2 separate regions of the Mus musculus genome follow, and region 2 is linked to region 1. Evidence: chromatin loops called from intact Hi-C (ENCODE). Cell type or tissue: left cerebral cortex. All regions are shown on one strand. Each heading gives the region's core, and the rest is flanking DNA. Links, peaks and the distances in the headings are about the cores only.

Region 1 (7,315 bases), core at 1,739-5,738:
GATGCTCCTCCATCTTCTTTTGCTTCAGCATTATCATTCACTCTTTCTGTCCCTTAATGTTGCTTAGCTTTAGCCATTGCAAGGGTGTGTCGCACAGAGGTCCCTCCCCACTGCTGCTGGCAGCCATTTCTCAGTCAGTCAGAGGTATGAGATGCTCCGTTGACTCATGAAATTCACTAATCCATGTGTCCCCTTGTCTTCCGCAGGTCTTTGATTAATCAAGTGACTTCTGCAGACCTGCTGGCCCAGCAGAGGCACATCTCCTGCAGCTGCTCTAAAAAGAACCTAGAGCCATAAGATGTGACCATTGCCGGGCGTGGTGGCGCACACCTTTAATCCCAGCACTCGGGAGGCAGAGGCAGGCGGATTTCTGAGTTCGAGGCCAGCCTGGTCTACAGAGTGAGTTCCAGGACAGCCAGAGCTACACAGAGAAACCCTGTCTCAAAAAAACCAACAACAACAAAAGAGGATGTGATCATTGTGCACAGAACTCTCTATAGTTCCTGTGTTCAAGTCCCCAGTAGCTCCCTAAGGTGCCTACAGACACAGTTCCCAGCAGGGGGACCCTGTGATTGCTAGCACATGGACATTACACCAAGTGTCCCATTTTGCCAACAAATGTCGAGAGAGAGAGAGAGAGAGAGAGAGAGAGAGAGAGAGAGAGAGAGAGAGAGAGAGAGAGGAGAAAAGAGTTAGACATGAAAAATGAGGTTTGCACCCCAGGGGGAAAGCTTTAGTGAGCTGGTAGATGGCCATGGCAGGAGCTGGGTAAGTCTGAGGAAGAACCATTCTGAGGAGGGGAGGGGGGAATAGTGAGGGGTTGCTAGCAATGTGAGTCAAGGTCAGGGTGTAGACATGTAATAAAATGGCAGAAAAAAGGCTGGCAAGAGCCTGAGCACAGGACATAGTCCCCACCAGGCACAGAATGAAACCTGGTATGCACCTAGAAACACAGGGATGCAGATTTCGGAAGGGTTTCAGCTTCCTTCACTGAAATGGCAATGGGGCTGGCAGCAGCCTTTTCAACCGCAGCCAGCAAGCAATATCTTTAAAATTCTGATAGAAAATTGTTGTCAACAAGGAACTCCGTACCAGTTAAATAGTCATTCAAGAATTAGATGAAAACAAAGAGGCTACATTCATAAGCTTAAGGAGAATAGCCCAGAAACACTTGCCAAGAGAACTACTCAACAGAGGCGGTTTAGCTGGGTAATAAAGTGAGCACAAAAAAAGGCAAGATGAGTTCCTACATATAATTAACTACCAGATACAAAAACCAATTTTATGGGCTTCTAAAGGAAATCAAAACTCAAGACAACCGTAGGATGAAGCAGTGGGCTGAGATGCTGCTAGGCTGGAGTACCCAGTGGCTCCCCGAGGTGCCTATGGACACCAGTTCCCAGCACATGACCATTACACCAAGCATCTCATTTTGCCAATCAAATGTGTATAAATTAATGTCTAATTTTGGATATAATTCTATTTTCCTAGTAGCAGGAAAGGTGGAGCATGTGTACTTGTGTGCGTGTGCATGTGTGTGTGTACATATCTGCACACATATGTGGGTGGGTATATGTACATATGTAGAGGTTGAATGTCAACTATGGGTGTTGTTCCTAAGGAGCTGTTAACTTGTTTGTTTTGTTTTTTGACACAGGGTCTCACTGGCTTAGAGCTCCACAGTGGTTGAGGCTGGTTGGCCGGTGAGCCCTCAGAATCCGCTTGCCTGTCTCCAAGAACAGGAATTATAGGCATACACTGCTGCACCTGAACTTTTTAAATGGATTCTGGTGATCCCATGAGTACGTGGCAAGCATTCCACTGAGAGCCACCAGAAAGGGGCCTCTCTGATGGCCTGTGTGGCCAGGCAGGAATGCCCTGCCTGCTCTGTATCCTAACGCTCCTCACAGCACCTCTTGACCCCAAGCTTTAGCAACCTGTAACCAATGGAACACTCGGGGGGATTCCAGCTGCCAGCCGCCATCTCTGCAGTGTTGAAGGGACATCAGGAGACATTTGATCAGAGGGCTACTGGGCTCCCACAACTCTTGAGTTTCCTAGGTTTTCTTGTTTTCTTGTTTGGGGATATTTTCTTACAACTTACTCCCATCTCACTTTCAGTCCTAAAGAATATATTAGTAAATGAATTGAAAATTCTATTCTATTATTTAAATTTATTATTGCATTCATATAGGGGATACCACAGGACAACTCTGTGGAATTGGTTCTCCCCTACCTAGGTTCTAAGCATTAACTCATCTTGCTGGCCTGAGTAAACAAAATTTGCTGTTGTTTTGGATCTAGACTTCCACTTTGGTCCCATCTTATACTTTCAGTTCCATCCTGCTTTGCTACTTCAAAAATGTTTAGCAAGATTATATCACTGAGCACGTTAGCTAAGGGCATAATTCAATGTCCAGGCCAGTTCATTTCCGATAGTTTCCCTTAGAATTGATGACGTGTCATGTTGCTCTGTGTGTGACACATTACTCACTAAAAACGGTGGAAATTGCTAAGATCTCAACTTCTGGCCCCCAGAAAGGAGTGACCCATATCACTTCATTGGTCAGGATCCTCTAGAATCCGCAGCGGGCCTTCTATCCCCACCAGATCTGATACTAAGGCAGTTTACCACGTTCCCGTAATTTCTCTTTTCGGGAGGGATCCTTTTTCTCTAAAGGTTTAGGGTCTATGGACTTGGTTGACCTGCCTCCCAGAATACCCTGCTCTGCAGGTTTCTAAATGGAAAAGGACAGCCTCCAAGTTTCCACACTAGGAGAGTCTGTGCAGATCCAGGCCCCAGGACAAAAGGGCCAGCAAACCCGGCACCAGCCTGGGAAGCCGAGAGCGCAGCACTGCGGCAGCTGCTTCTGCGCAGGCGCGGAGGGCAGCGGTCAGTTCCAGAGGCCTGAGGCCCGAGGGTCCATGGCCCTGGAAGACGGTCTGGTCAGCAGAAGCATCACTCGACCTCCTTCGGGTCCCCAAGCCCTCCCCGAATCCACCAGCCCATCCTCTCGAAGTTTCTTTCTGGCCTTGTCGCCCACCTCCAGCATAAGAGGCGGTAAGCGCACGCGCACCGAAGCTATCCCAAGCCAGACCTGCGACTTGATGCCTTCCGGCCTCCGTACCGCAGCAGCGTCTCCATGGCGACCTGGTAAACCGCGCAGCTCGCTGGTTTGTTAGGTGGTGCCTGAGCCTCTCGGAGGCGGGGCAGCCGACGTGTCAGGGCGGAGTCGCAGGTGGGCGGGGAAGAGCAACGGGGCTGGAGGGTGGGATAGCTGTTACGTCAGTCACCGCTAGCCGGCTGCACTGGATGGGACCCGGCCACCAGGTTGTGGGGCGGGGTCACAGTCTGGCGGGCGGGAGTAGACGCTGGGTTGGGTTGAGGAGACCGCCACAGACTCACAGAGCAGTGAGTCTGGTCTGCTGGGGGTCCTGTGAACGTCAGCCTTTGATGGCGCGGTGGTGGGAGAGAACTATGACTAGATCCCCTACCCTTTTACAGTGGCCGCACCTGGGAAGATGGGATTGAGGTCCAAAAGTCGAGTTCCCCTACCAGCCCAGTCTGGAAACAGCATCACTAGTCCCCTGCCTCCCTCTTGTCCACACATTTTCCTTACAATGTAATTTGATGGAGGCAGAATCTTTCCTCCTAATTCCAAGGTGTAGAAAAAAAATACAATAAGCCGTAGACTATGCAAAGGCTTGGAGACCTTAGGGAGACCCATTACCCAGCTTGGGGGGGGGGGTGGCATATCTCCTGCCAACGCAGACCTAGGTTCCCCATGAATTGTACACCTTTAAGACCAGCTCCTTAACTGAAAAGTCACCCGCTCCTTAAAGGAGAGTGAAACTAGGAAAGTGTGCCAGCATTTGGCAGATCTTTCAGCCATCCTCTTTGCTTGGATGGTTTTGCAAGTAATACCCTGGCTAAGCAACAGGATTATTGAACTAAGATGCAAGATTGTCATTGCCCAGGTTTTTCCCTAGTGCCCACCTAGATACCTCTTTGGTCTGGTCTGGGCCAGTGTGGGAGGCAGGGGTTGGCTTCCTGACTTCAGAGTCTTGGATACAAGAAGCAGAGGAATTTCCAGGGTGGAAATAGGAAACTGTCTTATCTCTTCCCATCTTACAGGTGTTTTGCAAACTTGAAAAGTCCCCCGGTGTTTTCATCCTGGATGCTTGTTTCCACTGGTATCTTCCAGTTAGACTGTAGTCAGGTGGCTGTTTGCTTGTCATCTAAGCACTTTGGAGGTGCATACAGGAAGATCAGGAGTTAGAAGTTCACCACAGTGAGTTGGAGGCCAGCCCAGACTACTTGAGCCCCCCTTCTCGAATCATAATTGTCATTCTCTTCTTCAAACTTTGTGGTACAGCGTGAGGAGCAAAGAATATAACCAGTACCTCCTTATGTCCCAGCATTTACAAGTTTAAAGCTAAATTCATAGTACTGTTGCTTTTTCAGCAACTCGAGTCCATCCCCCCTCCCCCCACCCCCCCACCCCCGTGTGACTTCTGGTTGCTAAGACACACACACCACCCCCACCCCCCTTGTTTCCAGGTGACTCCATACCAAGAAGGATGAGCAGTGGCCACTGGAGCGCATCACATGGAGGACACCAGCCCCCAAGCAGTGGCCGAGAAGGCTGCTAAAGACCCCAAGGCTGCTAAAGATCTCAAGGATGATGCTGCTGCCGCCACCAAGAGCTTCCCCGATCACTTTTCCAGAGAGGGTGATGATCAAATGGACTTTGAAGGGGTCATCTTTTCTTCCTCACCAGTTTTAGACCTGAGTCAAAGAGGCCTGCGCCATTTGGGAAAGTTCTTTAAAATTCCCAACCTCCAAGTAAGTCCAGATGCTGGGAGGGTTAGGATGCACGCGTGCCTGCAGCCAGCAGCAGAATCAGCTCTGGCCCTTTGTTCCTCTTGTTCAGAGAGGTGAATTCTAGAAGGAGCAAGAGGGTTCACTGGCGTTTCACTGGCTGATCACAACAAAGAGCAATTGAGATGCGGTGCCAGGCAACAGAGAGAGCTAGGTATCGGGATGGGGCAGCTCTTTGCCAACCATGGGTTGTGTTTCTTCATGAGAAAGTCGGGTGGAGATCAGTGCCCAGACACCCTGGGTCTCTGATTTAAAATACATGTTCTTCTGAACTCCCCGGGCACTCTGAAAACACTTGAAAATTTTCTCTCATTCTCGTGATGTTACACACAGCTTTCCTTTGTGTCAGACCGGCCTTCAGGGAACTCCCTAGTAAAGTTGCCTTGCCCCTGTGCTTTCTGGAGCAAGCAGTGTTGATGATGGCAGACAGGATAGAGGATGCCCCGGCATTGTTGGCACTGCCCTGGTGTCACAGAATGTCCTTGCATTCAGCTTCATCTGGAACTTAGAAAGAGTACTGTGGTATATGGTAAGATGACAGAGTAAAATGCATAAAGACCTTGTCAGAAACTTACATCACAGCACTGAGGTAACTCTGCCCACATCTGCTCTCAAGGCATGAGAGGAGCAAGCACTTTGGCCCTCTTTTTGTATATGAGGTCCTGCTGTGTGACCCAAAGCAGCCTCAGATTCAGCAGTCCTTGTGGCCTTGCCTGGCTGGGTATCATCACCTCCCAGGGGGAGTGCATGGTTAGTTACAGGGCCTACCTCCTTCAGCTGCTGCCATTCACATGTCACTAAGAAGTGAAGCTCTCCTTTCTCAGGAGTCCAATCAAGACGACTGTGTTATATGCAATGCCCATTGCCTTTATTCAGACAGGAAGGAGGAAATTCCAAAGTCTTTCAGGTCTAACCCAGCCTCATAACTGTCCGAGAAGACAGGCATCGCTATCCCAGAAAGTCTGTAGTAACTACCCAGAGCTACAGACCATTAGGGGTTAGGGCCTCCATTTTGCAACTGTGTAGCAGTCGTTCCCAGAAGGTGTCCACACTAGGGACACTGATGCTCAGAGGACATAGAAAGGAACCCTGTTCACATAGGACCTGGAGGAAGGGCACAGCACCGGGTGCTTCACTGGCTCCAGACAGCTCGGAGCCAGCCTTGCCAGGCTTGCTGGGGCGGGATGGCGTGTTACCCTCTCTGATGTTCACTTTCCGGTGTTCAGAAGGAGGCCTGGTTTCCACTCTGAGTATCAGGATTAGCTTACACTGAGAGGAAAAGAGCATGCCTGAGCAGGCTAAAGTCAAGCAGGGTCATGATAGGATCTTTCATGTGCGTGTCTTTGAGGACATGTGTCCTCATGGGCCCAGAGACACGTGTGCTTGTATAAGGATGTGTCTCCTCGTGTATGTGGGGACATCTGCCACCATACGACTGTACCTATGTGGGGAGGGGGAATGTATCCTCACATGTCTAGAGACAGGCACATGTGTGTGCATGCATGTAGCTATGTATTCGTATGTGCCTGAGGAATGTATGTGCATGGAGACAGGCATTCTCATGTACGCGGAGGCATACATGTTCTATGTGGGTTATGTACTCTGTGTACGTGGGAGCAAGCATAACATCCAGTCAAGGGCGTGTGTCATACCTTGCATGCCAGCTGCCACTCTGCTCTCCAGAGACCATGCCGGCCGCCAGCAGGCAGGGACTGGTGCTCTCCAAACCGATGTTCTATTTTCATACTTACAGAACACCACTATTGCAATCAACAATCTTCAAGAACCTGGAAGTCATTTATATCAGGAAGATGGGATCCGTAGAGTTGGGAGCAGTGACACCCTGACAGGGGGAAGCTGCCAGTGGCTGCCAAGAGTAGGAAGGCAGCACAATGGTAATGGCTGACACACTCACACTTACTGTGTGATCTCATGGCTGACACACTCACACTTACTGTGAGATATTGCCAGGGAAGGTCCATTGCCCCCACTCTATAGGCAAGGACACCCAAGAGCAGAGAGGTGCAGGAGCTTACTCAAGGTCACATAACTAAGAGTTTTTGAACTCTAGAGTTAAACTCAGGAAGTATTCCTGACATCCGATGCCACCCTGTGGCAAGTGTGGACACAAGTATAAATGTGCAAAACAATGCTTTGACAGCATAAAGCGGCAACATGAATGGAGGCGTTTGAAAAAGACCCTGTAAGCCAACCACACTGCAACTATGAAATAACACCTTCATGGGCCGGCAAGACAGCTAAGTAGGCAAAGGTGCTTGTCAGGGAAGCCTGGCGGCCTGAGTTCCAGCCCCACCCAGAGCCCATGTAAAAGTGGAAGCCAAGAACTGGATCCATAGAGTTGCCCTTTGATTTTTACACGTGTGCTGCTGCATGCATGCACACCACGCATGCAACAAAATGATAAAATTTCTA
Region 2 (7,315 bases), core at 1,605-5,604, 86 kb after region 1:
AATCCAGGTCCTACTGCATCCTGAGTGGTGGTGGCCAGAGTGGCCCAACATGTAGTCCAGACCCCAAGCCTTAGGGATGACACGTGGGACCATCACAGAGCAATGAGGAACCTGGCTGCCCCCTTACCTGTCATCTATGTCACAGTGCAGATCAGGGTTAGCCCAGAGCTTCTGGGTGCCTTGGGCCTGGACTGGATGCAGCATTAGCAGGGAGGGGCCACTGGGTTCTACCCCTCTGATAGCTTTCCCTGTAGGAGATATGAGAGGCAGAGAGGGCTAAGTATGTGCAACCTTGGTGAGTGCCCATCCTGTACTCTTCCCACCCTCCCCCTGCCCTCCCCCACCCCCTTCCTTCTACCCTCCCCCTGCCCTCCCCCACCCCCTTCCTTCTCCCCTCCCCCTTTCTGAATCAACGTTTCCATCTCTTCCCCTAGAAGGCCCAGGCACGGGAGGGTTTGTAGGTTCCTGATTTTACACAAACCTCAGACAGAGATAGATGCCCATTTCCAGTTTCTCTCCAAGGCCAGCACCAGGCCCCACAGCAACCTTCTCCCCTGCCTCCTACACACCAGAGGCCAGAGGCTAGAAGCCCGGTGAAGCTGAGTGCTAGGCGGCCGGAAAAGCCGGTTTGGGCCTGTGCGAACAGGTGGCCTCAGTCTGGTTTTCAGGAATGTAGCCTGGGGAGGCTGTAGTAAGTAGGACCACCCTTGCTCCCGACACAGAGAAGTTGGGGAGGCTCACCTGGCGGCACCCTCCCACCCATTCCCAGGACCCCAGGTTGCCTTGGAAGGGCTGCCGCTATAGCCCCTCAGGTTTTAGAGGGGGACAGCCTGAGAAGCCTACTGGTCTGCTCAGGCAGAGGCTGGAAACAAATGGCCTGTCAAAAATCCTAATTAAAATACAATATGAGCAACATTGGCTCCCTCTCTAAGGGACAGGGTGGTGATGGTCGAGGGAGGAGGGCATTAGGGGAAGCCAGCCCTCAGACACTGGTCTAAAGAGCCCTCACATACAGCAAGGAAGGCCATAACAGTACTAATTAAACATTACCTTAGTAAGTGGGGTTTCTAAACCAAAGAAGGATGCCCCCACCACCACCCCCGCGCCTCACCTCGAGAGAAGCAGAATTAGATCCCCTTCCCACATGTGGCTCCCACATGAAGTATGAAGAGAAAAGAGAGGCCTGCCCTAGGCCTTGCCCGAGTTCTTCTGGTACTGAGGAGTTTCTCTTGGGCTTTTATTATAGACATTAATAAACTAAAATGTACATTATCCAAAAGTCTAAAAATATAAAAAGAAATGCCTTTTTAGTAGAGAAAGATTAAACAGAAGCCAGGAGATGGTAGGCTGGAGGCCCTGGAATGCTTGCTTTGTTTTCTGGGACTCAAGCCTCTATTCACTCCCTTAGAGCAAGGAACCCCAGAATGTTGGTGTAGGGAGCCCCATTGCTTTAGCTGGGCCCTTCCTAGCATGACTGTGAGGAGCCATCTTTATTCAGAGGGCCACCTGCTGAGGTCTCAAATACAGGAGACACCAGAATGCAGATCCTGTGGGCTTTGGGGCATAGTGGCATCAGGAAGGGGTGGGGGGCAGGTAAGGGCTGAACTGTAACCCCAGGAGAGCAGAAAGTGCGGATATGCAGCCTTAACACAGACCTGAGCCTGAGAAATGCCCCAGGCTACCAACTGCCTCCCATGTGACCTCAGGCTATATGCCTATAACATGGACTTTTTAAATTTTTTTAAATTCAACTGCACTCCGATGTATAAAATATTCACATTATCCTTCCGCTTAAGTGCATTATTTATGTTACCATCCATGAAATATTCACATCTGACTTTGACTTCCAGTCAGCACATGTGGGTGACAGGCTGCCCTTTTCACGGTCATAGGAGCATGCAGTGCTATAGAGCAGATGTGCTCAGGGAATCTGGGGAGGTGTGGTCCACCTGGAGCTGGGACACTTCCCTCCATACACTCCCAAACTGGGGGGGGGGGAGGGGCTACAAATCGAGTAGAGGCACAGTAGGTCCACTTAACAGAATCTGACCCACAGAGTTACAGTAGGTCCACTTAACAGAATCTGACCCACATCCACAGGAGTACCTGGCTCCTAGCAGGTGACACTCAGGAGTGTGCTGGGACACAATGAGCTGCAACCCATTGCAGAAATCCAGGAGCCCCATCGGTCAGCAGCAAAGGAGGGAATGGCCCTGCAGAGCACTGCTTCCTTGGGGCCTCCTGGCAATGGTGGCTACCAGCACTCAGTTTAGAGCCCACAAGGCTAATCCCCAGAGGCACACAGGCTGGCTTGCCTAACACAGGACCTTCTGCTGCCCAGTGACCTGACTCTGTCGTCTCTATGTGGTCAGCAGAACCTGAAGGGGTGGGCACCATCTGCTGGCTTCTTGCAGAAAGGCGACACTGAACCAGGCTCCCTTATAGCAACAACAACCCTTACACCGGCTGCCTGTGGTAGCTAGGCCCACATCCCCTCCATATTCCCTTGTACCTAGTGGGTTTTGTTTTTTTTTTGTTTTTTTTTTTTTTTTTTTTTTTTGCTCAGCTGGGATTTGGGGAGGTGCAGGAAACATCGAAGTTCTTAGACAGATGGAGGCCCCAATCCTCAGACCAGCCAGACTGCCAAAGAGAAGCAGAGTCCCTGGTCTTGACCTTCATGAAGCTCTGGGTAGCCTGGCTCCCAAATTGAGGGCCTCCGGGAAGCCATATAGCAGGAAGGAGGGGCTAGAGGTTTGGTGGTCCCAACTGACCCATCTGGTGATAGCAATTTAACATGTCCCCTTAACCCCAACAGGGCTGGTCTTCAGCACCCAAGGTTGATTGGCATTGGCTTTGGTCTGGCTGGTCTGAGGATTGAAGCCTCCGTCTGTCTAAGAACTTTGATGTTTCCTACACCTCCCCCAATCCCAGCTGAGCAAAACCACTAGGTACTAGGGCAGAATTCCCAGGGAAGATGTCCAGTGCTTTCGGTACTGCCTGTGGCCAGTCTGCTTGGGACTGAGATTTGGAGTGTGGCAGGGAGGACAGGGAGAGCTAGACTCTTAGGCTTTGCTGGGTCACTTTAAGAAACTAGATTTTGAGCAGGCAACAACAAACCCCCGCTCTGCTTCCCCCACCCCGCACCCCCCCTGTTTCGTGCCCCAGAATGATATTAACGCTATCTCTAGGTACGGTCTTAAAACAGCAGAGTCCTGAACAACTCTCAGCTGCTCCCCACCTCAAGAGCACTTCAGCCTTTAGAACTTCCCAGGGTGGGGTCACAGGCAGGAGGAGGCTGTGCCACCTTGGGTGGTCTTCCCTTAGCCTCCAGCAGGAAGGGACCCGACAGTGCAGTGGCGCCACCTGCCGACACTTCGCAGTATTGCATAGATCCAGAGAGGGGAATCCAGGCTCAGGGCTGACAGGTCCAAGAGAAAGGAATACAATCACCTCTTCTCAGATTAAGTATCTAAGAAAAGTGAGCACTTTTTTAAGACAAGAGAGAGGGGTGTCCTGGAAAATCCCCAAGGTAAGGTTCTGGGCAGCTAGGGTGAAGTTGGAGAGGCACTAGGTAGAGGGGCCATGGACAAACAGAAGAAGGGACAGCCTGTGACCAGTGTTGTGAGGCGAGAGCCAGGCAAAGGTCTAGGGGCTGCATGTGGATTTGATTTCATGATAAATGTACATATTTTGGAACTTTGGGGGCTGAGCTTAAGAACTTTTCTAAAGCAGAGACTGTCAACCTCAAAGATTAAGAGACGGCATAGCATCTCAGGGATACCGGCATGGGGTAGAGACACAATGCCAGTGGCCCGATGGATATGGAGTGTTAGATGCTTGGACCCTGGGTGGGTCAGTTCTCTAGCCCTGGTTTCCAGGGTGCTCCGCCAGGGTAGTTCAGAGAGGCTCCATTGTGCTGCAGGTGGGAGCTGGGGAGTGGTAGCAACATGGCTGCCAAGGTTTTCATGTCTCTCCTTAGCTGTGCAAACTGGCTAGAAGTAGCATAGCCCCAGTTCACACAGACCTGTGGGGGGTACCTCTTCCTGGATGCAGAGTCCCAGAGAACAGTCATGGGACCATCCTGCGGGACACGGAACTGGAGTGGCATAGCCATGAGGGCACAGACATGAGGGAGCACACTTCCGGGGAGCTAGGGCAAATGGGCTACACCTCTGGGGCTGCAGAGCTTGGCTCTGACGCCAGGGCATCCAAGGTCAATGCAGTCATCCTGGGGGAGTGGGGGAGGGTGTTTTCAAAGAAGCTGAGTTGTAACAAACATCTCACACTGAGTCCTTGGCACAGGGTGTGCAGGTCCTGGGAGAGGAACGAGGTGACATCTTCATTTCCATAGCAACCCGGATGCTTGGCAGGGTGACAGCGGGGCTCAGAGGTGGCAGGTGCACATGGGTGAGCCACGTGAAGAGCCCAGCCTGCTCAGGCAAGTTAGGGAGGCTGCTTTCTATACCAGGGCCCAGGTTCAGCCCACATTCAATCGGGTCCCAAGGGCTTCCTGACATTTGTCCCAGGATTCTGTGGCCCTGAGAGCCTATGCCAGAGCTAAGGCCACTGTTATTATGCCTGTCTGTAGCCTTGTTCCAACACTCTGGCCCTGGTCTGCTGAGCTACTCAGCTTCTTGGCACATGGGTGGACTGGTCAGTGCTTTTACAGGGCCCTGCCCCTTAAGTGATTTACCTGTGGCCATGGGTGGAGACTGATCACCCCTACCTTGCTTCTTTTGCTTTTAACCCAAGTACGTAGGTTGGACCTTTCTTTTGCCTGTGCCCAGTGTTAGTAACCCATAGTAGGAAGGTAGGGATATCCCTGTGATTGACTGAAGGGAAACAGACACATAGTCTGTCCAAGATAAACAGTAAGATTCCGCACATCCCACCCCACCCTCCTTTTTTCCTTTTTTTTTTTTTTTTTTTTTTTTTTGGGAGCCCTGGCTATCCTGTCAGTATGTAGATCAAGCTAGTCTCAAATTCACAGAGATCCACCTGCCTCTGCTTTTTAAGTGTTAGGACTAAAGGCCTGTGCTACCACCTTTGTTTTCTTTTTAAAAGAGTTGCCATGATCATAGACTTTCTTCACAGCAATAGAAACTCTAAAACAAGAACCTGCCCTGAATGTGGACAGCACCATTTCATGGGCAGGGCCCTGGAAGGCATGGGAAGGTGACAGGAAGCTGAGCTCCAGCACGCACTCATCCACGCATGCACGCATGCGCACACCTATTGCTGTCTTCTGACTACAGATGTAAGGCAGACAGTTCTCTCACTCTTTTGCTGCAGTGACATTCACAGAATTGATGGACTGTAACCTAGAGTTGTGAACCAAATAAACCCTTGCTCCCACAAGTTGCCTTCGTCAGGCTATCTTATCAGCACAACGGAATGGAAACTGATAGCCTCGAAGTGCAAAGGCCCCTCTCGTGACCAGGGAGCAGATCTGTAAGGTCAGCCCTCACCTTCCACTCCCTAGCACTGTCAGGCATGCTCCCTACATCCAGATAACAGAAGCATTTCCTGAGGACGTGGACCAGATAGCCTTAGGGGACCCAGTGTCTGGGCAACGATAGATTCCTCTTAGCCAAGGGGCTTAGCCAAGCACCAAGGCTGCTGTGTCTGGTCATTAGGGTAGGTCAAGACCATGGTTAGAAGACAGCATTGCTTAGGCTTCAGCAAGGAAGCAGGGCAGATGGGCACAGCACTGGAGAGGTAGCTTAGAGTTCTATAACTGGATCTGCAGGCAGCAGGAAGAGAGAGCTGGCTTGAACATTAGCAGCCTCAAAGCCCACCTGTAGTGACACATTGTATCCAACAAGGCCACACCTACTCCAACAAGGCTACCCCTCCAAATAACGTCATTCCCTATGGGCCTATGGGGGTTTCATTCAAACCACCACAGTCTTCCCATAGCAACCCAATTTCAAAAACAAACAAACAATCTCTCACAGGCACGCCCATAGGTTAATTTCTTACTAAGACTCTCTTCCTAGTTGATTCTACATTGTATCACACACAGGAAAGCTACATTGTATCAAGTTGACAATTAACCATAACCATCACACACAGGAAAGCTGGACGTGGTACCCAGCGGTACCCAGCAAGGCCTTCTCATATTGAAAGCCTCGCTGGTAAGCCTGCTCTTACAACAGGCATCCCCTGGTAGGTCCCAGCTCCGGTTTCTCCCCCAGGCTGTGGCCTAGCGCAGCTGCTTGCTGCTGGCTGATGGACAGGGCTGGGGAGGAGGAGTCAGTGTTCTGTAGTCCCTGCAGACAAGGTTTTAGTGGTGGCCTTTTAGCATGGCTAGCCCTTGTCACTTCCCCCTTTATCTGTTCTGGACCTCTCCAGAGGACAACCCCAGGAATAGCTGGCTGAACAAGAGGACAACCCCAGGAATGGCTGGCTATTTCATAGGGTCTGAACAAGGACATTGCCTCCTTCAGGAATGGCTGGCTGAACAAGGACACTGCCCCCCTCAGGGCAGAGGGACCACCCAAACCCAGAAAGAGCCCAATAAGGCCTGTCATGGGTGAGAGAAGTCTGCAAGAATGAGCTATACAGAGGGCATGAATTAGCTACCAATACAAAGTTTCTAGCTTCAGCTGCAGGGAATGATGGAAGCTCACATAAGGACTTGTCCAGGCAAAGACTCAGGAAGTAGAGACTCCTTGACACGATGTAGCATGAGTACCTATCCAGCATAGGACAGATGCCTGGGTCAGTCTGTGATTTAGCTAGGCCAGAGGACACCAGTGATTGGCAGCTCAGAACATCATTGCTGATGAGCAAATGGGGATTGTAGCTCCTATTGTGTCCATGCCCCTGACTGCCTTTGGGTTGTGGGCACAGGCTGGCGATAAGTGGGGTGAGATCAGAAACACATGGCTGACTTACCATAGATGCCAAGATACTTCTCAGGGGGGAATGCCAAGGAGCCCCTGAAGTGTTTACCCTTCCAGGTAACCCACCTTAGTTACAAGGGCCCAAAGCCAGCAGATGGGGTGGTGATGGTGGGGTACCAAGAGGAGTATCTTGAGATGGCAGGTCTAAATGGCATCACTAGACCATGACAGCCACTCCAGTGGGTCACAGAGAATGCCCACAGCTCACAGTCATAATTTAGCCCTGTGATACAGCCCTGCCATCTCGGGGTGTTGCCATTCTCAGCTCTGCCAGCAGAGGGCACCCCACACTTGTGTGAGCAGTTCCAGAATACGTGGTGCTCTAAGGAAACTGCCCAGAGCCAGCAGAACACCGTGCAACTCCATCCAAAAAGCCCTTCTGGCAGCAAACCTGAAGAAACTCATGA

What was found. Hi-C counts contacts between places; a loop is a spot of excess contacts. Peaks named below come from ENCODE experiments on the same cell type or tissue, not always from the same donor. Only the 100,000 strongest peaks of a DNase experiment are listed, where the experiment ranks them.
Region 2: it touches region 1 in a loop (2.9-fold over the local background); 19 of 42 quality-filtered maps call a loop at or near these places.

What each region holds. Positions count from the first base shown.
Region 1 is chr7:139,210,114-139,217,428 of GRCm38, forward strand. It overlaps Lrrc27 (leucine rich repeat containing 27), which reads left to right and starts at 2,875. Exons shown (of 11, transcript NM_027164.1): 1 at 2,875-3,154; 2 at 4,562-4,846. The coding sequence starts at 4,610. It also overlaps a transcript of Stk32c not described here. In left cerebral cortex, for the core only: a CTCF peak has its summit at 3,340; a DNase peak (open chromatin) is centred at 3,171; H3K4me3 peaks cover 1,438 bases; H3K27ac peaks cover 1,374 bases.
Region 2 is chr7:139,296,292-139,303,606 of GRCm38, forward strand. Gm32486 (a long non-coding RNA gene) reads right to left here and starts at 641. Exons shown (of 3, transcript XR_880989.2): 1 at 482-641; 2 at 128-248. In left cerebral cortex, for the core only: CTCF peaks have their summits at 2,402 (motif pointing left) and 3,365 (motif pointing left); DNase peaks (open chromatin) are centred at 3,370 and 4,362.